Regions from separate parts of the Homo sapiens genome. Here region 1 is linked to region 2. The links are chromatin contacts, found by Hi-C or POLR2A ChIA-PET in ENCODE. All regions are on one chromosome and are shown on one strand. Each heading gives the region's core, a stretch centred on a gene start or an enhancer-like site at or near the end of the contact. The rest is flanking DNA. Distances are from core to core; before and after follow the strand shown. Region 1 overlaps ASTN2 (astrotactin 2). Region 2 holds the start of PAPPA-AS2 (PAPPA antisense RNA 2).

Region 1 (4,092 bases), core at 1,250-3,749, 210 kb after region 2:
AGGACAGAGGGCCTCAGCAGGAACTTTGGGAATCAGCATATTGATACCTAAGTGGAGACCTCTTTCCAGACCCAGAAACTGGAGCATGCAAGGCCTTGGGGAAATGACCAGCAAGTTCATAGCCCAAGGTTTCTCTGACTGGTTGGAGAGTCTAATGTATTCCGTCATGCCGTCTAATTCAGAGTCTCCTTGCTTTGACTGTCTGTCTCCTGCTTCTGTTGGCTCTTGCTCAAGATGTGAAAAGTCATTGGAGATGCTTATTACCATGGGGTGGAAAAGTCAGGGGGCTTTGAAGCAGATTACTCGGTTCGAATCTGGGCTCCCTAACTTTGTTGTCTTGAGCAGGTGGTTTCACGTTTCTAGCCTTGCTTTCTTTATCTGAAGCATGAAGCTGATAATTTCTACTTTCCAAAGTTGTTTTATGAGCTTTAACTGAGATAACTGATATACAGTGCCCAGCACAGTTCATATAGTGGGTTTACAATTAATGTTCATTCTGCCCCTTCTTTCCTTATCAATATAAGAATAACCAAATCCTATATATTTACTTAACCCTTTCTCTCTTATTGTATAAGTTTTAAATTTTATATCTCTATCACCTATTGTTCTACAGGTTTTAACATGAGGGCTTTTAGTCTCTTTTTTTTTTTGAGACAGAATCTCACTCGGTCGCCCCGGCTCCAGGCTGGAGTGCAGTGGCATCATCTCGGCTCACTGCAAGCTCCGCCTCCCAGGTTCATGCCTTTCTCCTGCCTCAGCCTCTCGAGTAGCTGGGACTACCGGCGCCCGCCACCATGCCCGGCTAATTTTTTTTGTATTTTTAGTACAGACGGGGTTTCACCGTGTTAGCCAGGATGGTCTTGATCTCCTGACCTCGTGATCCACCCGCCTTGGCCTCCCAAAGTGCTGGGATTACAGGCGTGAGCCACCGCGCCCGGCTGAGTCTGTTATTTCTATATCCCAGCACCCTGCATTGATCTGGGCCAGGATGGTTGCTTGAGAAAGTGTGCTCATCTGAATCTGTTTCACTCAAAATCCTGTGATTCCAAGTAAGTTTTATTTGTTTAGTTACATAATAAGCAACCTTTGCTGAATCCTGTACCATCCTGACCTGTCCTGTCTTTTCTGGCAGAACAAGCTCTGTTAGGATCACTCACATGTTCTCCTTTTATTTTTTAAAAAAGGTATATTTTTAAAAGGAAGAAGGAGATACATCCTGAGAGTTTTGGTAATTGTTTCTTTGCAACATTTGCTGCCTAGAGAAAGTCAGATATGAACAGTAAGACACTCACAGGTCAGGATTAAATGAGATGGGGAAGATTGGAGCTGATCTCCCTGGAGATGAAATGGAAGCTGCAAGGACTCAGATATGATTCGGTGCCACTGCCCCAGATGAGACTGAGGCACAATCCCTGGCCCCACGCTGGTGGTTTCCTCTCCCTGGGGCACCATCAGCTCCTACTGTAGCCATCAAGTCTATGTGGTTTCCCCAAGGGAGCCACCTGAAATCACCTTGTTCTTTGCTATCATGACCGAGGCAGAGAGGGGAAAGAGACCAAGCTGAGCACTCAATCTGGACTCCAGCCCTCCTTCCCTGGGTCTTCTCACTTTTCTTCTATTCTGTCTCTTTTTCCATCTTTCACAACCCTTTCTCTTTCCCTATTTCTGGCCTCTCCCTCTTTTCTCTTTTAGAAACATTTACTGAATTACAAGTGCTTTTGATCCATGTGGAGTTATGTCCATACGGTGAGTGTGAGTATTTGGTGTGTGCTGTGCTGTGGGTGCTACGTGAGTGGATGCCATCTAATGTGTCTGTGTCTGTTTGTGCTGGGTGGATCCATGTGGCACACGGTATGTATATCTTTACAGTATGCCTGTGGGAAGGTGGCTATGTTTACGCATCTGTGTGCCTGTGCTGTTTATCTATGATACGCCTCTTGAGGCATCTGTCATGTGTTGAGTACAAGCTGTGTGTTGTCTGTGCGTGGCATGCTATCCCCATGGTGTGTAACTTTGTATGTGTTGTGGATCTACTGTATGTGTCTGTGTGCTTCCCGTGTGTGTGTGACCGTGTCTCTTTGTTATCTGCCTTTCGTTGGCTGCACATAGCTTGAATGTCCCTGTTGGGTGATGTGCTCACATGCATGTTTATATGTGTTGGTATCTGTGTGTTGCCTTTGTTTTTGTTTAGCTGGCTGAGGTGACTGCATTGTGTATACCTGTATGGGATGGATTGCATTCATTTGTGAGTCTGCACCCTATATGATTTCTCTAAATCCCCTGGCTGCATGCTGTGTCTGTGTGGGGTATGTTGCATTTGTTGTTTGTAGGTACAACTGCATATTCTGTGTGTTCCCCTGTGTCTCTGCCTCTGTGAAATGTGTCTGTGTGTTTTCCCTGCCAGCTCCTCCTCCCCTTCGGGTGCCCCAGCCTCTCTCCCTGCCTTCTCCTCCCCAGGCTGTGACCACTCTCAGCTGACACCTCCGCTGCTCTGGCAACCCAAGAACAGCCTGGAGAAAGGTCAGCTGGCCGCCTTCCCCAGGGCCTGCCTGGATCCTTGGACCCCAGTGTTGCGTGGTGTGGGAGCGCCCTCTGTTGGCTGTATGGGCCATGAACACCACTGGAAACAGACTTCCTCTTTCCCTTGCTGCTCACCCCTGAGACTTCCAGCCTTCTTAATAAGGGACTTTAGGAGAGGAATGGGTAGGGTCGCCTATAATTTGCCGTTGAAAGCGAGATGTTTTGGAGAATGAAAGAGGGTGTGAATAAGTGCACTGAGATACTGAGTATTCGGCAGATGCGTCTTAAGCAGATGGTGAGGAAGGCTTCCCTGACCGCCTACTTGGGTCTCAGCCCCATGGGCATAAGCCAACAAAATGTGTGCTAGCCCTCACTGGTGAAAGGGTCAGCTATTCCCAATTTATGTTTGAGGAAGTCAGAATCTCAAATCTATGCTTACCCAATGACTTCACGCTTTCCCTTGGGAATAATTTCCCAAGACCCCAATTTCCCCTTTGCAGCAGGGACCCAAGGTGGAGACCCAAGGGTTCCAGTTCCAGAAAGAGGGAGGACTGAAATGTTTCTAGGGGATTTAACAGAAAGAGGTCAAAGGCACTCTTGTGAGAAGAAAGGGAATAGTTATAGAGGTACCCAGGACTTGTAATGCCCCAGGTGCGTGACTCTGACAGCCTCAAGAGGAAGAGAAAGGTGCTGTGTGCACACATGTGGGTACATGCGTGCACACATGTGGGTACATGCACACACACACACACACACACATATATACACACACACACATCAGGAGGCAGAACATCCAACAGCCTGCATGGCTAATATCGTGGGGTTTGAGAATATACACATTTACTATTTCCTGCGTTATAGAAGAAACACAACCAAAGGCACCATTTTATGCAAAAACATGAGTTTTCATTGCATTCCTTGTGCTGGTGATTAAAGAAGAGGCTCTGATAAGCAATGGCTATTCTTTAACTCAGGATGACAGCTCCAGGTGAACCAAAAGACCACTTGGCCCAATTGGTCGAAAGTGTGTTCTTCAGAACATTACCTCCCATGAGACATTAATAGTTATTTGAAGGTGTGGCCAAATAAATTTGAAAAATACAGGATTAAATAAAGTTAAACAGATTTTTTTTCTCATGGGATATCTCAGAGCCTTTAATATGATAATGTCTTATGAATTTCTAAGAAAGGAGGAGACTGTACTCAGCATTTCACAAAAGATATGAATAATGGATTTTTTTTCCAGAATGTTATGGGACAAAATTCTAAATTTACACATGGGCAAAGCAAGACCCCAAGTAGCATAATTCAGTTATTATTAAATAACTATTTACTACAAGAATCATGTTTTTTGTTTGTTTGCTTTTGCTTTTGTGTGTTTGTTTTAGTTAATCTCTTTGGATCTTGTACTAACCTACACAGGTAGGTACTATGTTATCATGTTAAATGACAGATGAGAAGAGAGACTCAGAGAAGTGAAGTGGTTTGTCCCAAGTTATGGCATTGGTCAGTGACAGCAACACTCAATACCAGGCACCTCTCTATAAACCATATACAACTTCCACTTTGCCA
Region 2 (4,004 bases), core at 1-2,500:
TACCCCTCTTTCAGGGTGGTTGAGTTTCAACCATTGTTAAGAAATTGTTTTGGAACACTTCAGAGCTCTGGAGAGATGAAAAATTCTTTTCTGTTGTATTCAGAATAGCTTATTCAATTGGGGCTGGTGTCTCTCTTGGTCCTAACTCTGTTTCTCTGTTGTTCAGGGACTTGGGAGCAATGTCATTCATTGCCGGAAAGATGGCACCTGGAACGGCTCCTTCCATGTCTGCCAGGAGATGCAAGGCCAGTGCTCGGTTCCAAACGAGCTCAACAGCAACCTCAAACTGCAGTGCCCTGATGGCTATGCCATAGGTATGATGGGCCCGAGAGGGGAGCAGTAGGAGGGGCAATTCCTTCCAGCAATGCAGGGCTAATGCCTGGGTGGGTCATTGAACACCCTGGCCACATGAGTTCCTGCGTAGGCACTACAGAAAGAGAGATGAATTAGTGTAGACCATGTCCTCCCAGAAAGAGGGTCAGGGACAGGGATATGGTGACACAATGGTGGGTGAGTGTGCACAGTTACAACAGAATACAGAAAAGCTGTCAGGTGCCTGGTGGGGACACAGAAGACTCCCACAGGAAGGGATGCTTACTTGGGGATTTGAAAAAGCTTGTCGGGGAAGAAATGCTATTGCAGGCAGAAGAAACTCTGTGGCTGAGGAGCAGGAGTTATGAAAGCACACATCACATTTAGGGAAGCAATAGCAGTCTGGTGCAGCTTCTTTTATTATTAATCTTGAAATTTGCATCATACTAAACATTCATGAGTACCTGATATAGTTCAGGCCCTTCATCAAGCACTTGAAAGGCATTATATCTTATCCTCACAATAACCTTTAACAGATGAGGGAATCAAAACTTGAGGGGATAATGGAACATGCTCCCAAATCCTGAGACCCATCCTATTCCAAAGTCTGACTTCTTTCCATGGCATCTCAGCTGCATCCAAGATGAGCATAAACTGCATTTTCAAAATACTCTTTGCATGGTGACAGGCCAGCTCGAGAAATACACACAGTGAGAAGAGACAAGCTGGGATTGTATGCCAGGGATTTGCCTCGTTGAAACCAGGTGTCTGGACACATGCATTAATCACCAGCACCACAGCTTTCCGGGGTACTCAGAGTGCATGGAGTGTGACCTCATTTAAGGGCAGTGATGCTGACCTTTTGGGCTGATTCCCTAATTGACCATGATGAAAAGCCTAGGGAACTGAACATCCTTTCTCCTGGCCAATATGATTTATAGAGCAATCACCAGGGGTGTCTGGTGTAGAAGGTTATCTGAATGTGCATAGAGCCAACATGATCTTCATCCAGCAAACAGAGAGTTATCACTGCATGTCCAGAAGCAAGGCCTGTGTGGTTGGAGAGGGAAGGTTCATGGGGACTGTCCATCCTTTTTTGAAGATGAAAACACATGCCCTCAGATAGCAGAAGTTCTTCACTGTAACTTACAGTGGGAATCAGCACTCTTGTGTTTAGCCCAGGACACTGGCTCCTGCATGGGTCAGAAAACACCAAAACACATGATTGCTCTCGCTGATGGTTTGGAAGGTACTTTAAGATCTTATACAGCCACCAATTCATGAGATGCTGACCAGGAGTGTTGCAGAGAGATGGGATCTTATAGGACCTGCTAATATAGGCATTCTAGAAGGTTGGGCAACAAGTATTGCCATGGTGAGCAGCATGGGCTGCACCATCCCAAGGCCAACACTTTCTCCTTTCCATCATTCCTGATAGGTGTGCGTGGTCCTGAACAAGTATGTCTGTGATGGGGTCCCAACCTCCAGCTCAATCAGAATATGCAAGTGAATATTCATTCATACTCTTAACTGGCATTGAGTGGCTCTGTGAGAAAAAGCCTAATTAAGTGACCTTTAGGGAAAACCTACAGAAACAAATTTGCTGCATATCTATACCCACTGACACATTCAAATACATTCACACGTGCATACATAAACGCATGCCACATGCTGAAATGCTTCATAAACAAACAGCCCCAAACACACACATCATATAGTAAGCTCATGCCTAACACCTACACATCAGCCAAATACCACACAAATGCATCACTCTCACAAACACATACACACACAGGTAGCACATAAACCTATACACAGCACTCACATGCAATACATACAAATCTCATACTTCAACAAACACAAACACATTTTATGTCCCAAAACATATCAAACACACAGAAAGACGCACAAAAGGCAAACAAACCTCACAGACGCATTTACATATTTTATTCAGATGTCTCAACTGTACGCAAATGAGTACGATACCTGGCTGTCTTCTCTCCATCAGAACAGTGGAGAAAGAGGGGAAGGGGTGGGAGGGTGGTATTTCTTTACCCACTGAGTGTTTTCATGGTCAAAGCAGAAAGGGAAAGAAATCTATATGATATTGCAGCCTGAATTAACTCCTTTCCTGTACCCCAAGTCCCCACGGCTGGCACCCAGATGTCCATCTTATAAATGTGATAATCCAGGGCAGATGATGAGTGCATAGGGACACTGGAGGAGATCAGAGAGAAAAAGCCACATAGGGAGACAGGAAGACTGAGGGTGAGAATGAGAAACAAGGCAGGAGAGCAGTTTTTGCTCATCCACTCCTCAGCCCCAGCTGTATCCTCGCTTTCCTCCAAATGCGCCTGACTTCCACCTCCCAGGCTGAGCCCTTCCCTGAGGAGAATCCACTTTGCCAAGGAGAGGGATTTGATCACTGGCCTTATAAGCAGGGGTGAGATATGTGTCGGGCTTGGGGGCTGGAGGGCACATTCTGGAGTCACCCAGACCAGCTCCCCCTGCGTGCCTCCCCCAGGCCACCTGGGGAGGCTTCTGTGGCAGTTATGAGCCCTCAGAAAGTTGCTGCTGCTGCCACCAGGGCTGCCACCCTCCCCGCGCCTCCCGGGAAGGAGACGCGGAGGCCTGGTGAGATCACCACTCTGTAAGGATGCCAATAATGGCTCATATATCACAACACAGCAGCCTGGTCCTAAAGCCCCAGAGCTGGGGTAGGGGAGGAGAGCCTGGGGGAGGGAGACGCGGAGAAAGAGAAATTAAGACATGACCGCTGCATAGGACAGCAAGTGTCTCCTGTTTTGACAACCGTTTTTTTTTTTTTTTCCTCTCTTGGGATAAGATAGCCTTTGTCTATTTCTCAGAGGCTGCATTTTTTTTTTTCAAAAGGATTTTATTATCACAGCCTTGTCTCATCTTTGCTCCCTAAAAACTCCTTTAGAACTGGTCTCATGATAAAGCACACTCCATAAGCAGTTTCTCTGACTGCTTAGGGATTTTTGCTCCTTATTCTCATCACTCATCATTTTTGTCTGTGTTATCCCCATTTCTTGTCTCTCCTCTGGCCTCTCACCATCTCTCCTGTTTCGATGGCTGCCTCCTTCTCTCCTCTCTCTGTGTGGCTGCACTGTTATCGATTGTGGGGCCTGGAATTAGAGATGTGGCTCTCTCCTCACCAGCTTTGTGCCCTGAGCTTTGTGCCTTTTGGCTCTCCAACCTGTGAAACGGGTGTCATGTACATATGTATATTTGGAAGGGGGCCTCTGAAATAGCTAATACATACATATGTATATTTGGAAGGGGGGACTTTAAAATAGCTAATAGAATAGGATATTTAAAGAAAAGAGTTGACTTGCTCCTAGTGTTTGGAGGGTGGTTTCGATACTAAGAGAAATGGCCTCTTTCAGGCCTAGTCAGATTCTGACAGGTTGTTTCTTTGCCCACATGAATAAATGCCTCTTTGGGGTACTGAGTACTTTCCATGGACTAGGCTTGATTTTTCAGATGACCTCAGGATGTGTGAGGTCAGGGTAGAGAATGAATGAGCTGAATTACAGTCAACTTGCCAACCCACAGCCTGGAAGTCAACTGTCTTCACCCAAAAGTTCCTGGACCAAGGGCTTCTATGTAGTAGCCCTATCTCTATTAGTCATTTACCCCTTCTTTGACTCATTACCTGATTTTTTTTA

The links. Hi-C counts contacts between places; a loop is a spot of excess contacts on that map. ChIA-PET counts read pairs that join two places held with the same protein, here RNA polymerase II (POLR2A). Pooled maps may share reads with other maps.
Region 1: a loop to region 2 is called in a map of Caco-2, with 4 times the contacts of the local background. The contact joins the enhancer-like site here to the promoter of PAPPA-AS2 in region 2. A Hi-C loop is called at or near these places in 9 of 168 maps with a recorded cell type or tissue (Caco-2, IMR-90, MCF 10A and 6 more), 1 of 37 single-sample maps with no recorded cell type and 12 of 50 pooled maps. POLR2A ChIA-PET finds 5 or more read pairs at or near these places in 2 of 52 experiments (AG04450 and activated T-cell).

The regions. Positions count from the first base shown.
Region 1 is chr9:116,569,757-116,573,848 of GRCh38, forward strand. The region is part of intron 19 of ASTN2 (astrotactin 2); the gene reads right to left. It overlaps LOC107987014 (a long non-coding RNA gene), which reads left to right. Exons shown (of 3, transcript NR_171890.1): 3 at 1-174. Among named protein-coding and RNA genes, the nearest start is that of ASTN2-AS1, 68 kb to the left of the region's middle. Within about 2 kb of position 2,500, at least 2 of the 41 ENCODE cell types and tissues checked have a DNase peak (open chromatin) inside an H3K27ac peak, as active enhancers do.
Region 2 is chr9:116,362,426-116,366,429 of GRCh38, forward strand. It overlaps PAPPA-AS2 (PAPPA antisense RNA 2), which reads right to left and starts at 1,251. Exons shown (of 6, transcript NR_170222.1): 1 at 1,172-1,251. PAPPA (pappalysin 1) reads left to right here. Exons shown (of 22, transcript NM_002581.5): 18 at 167-314.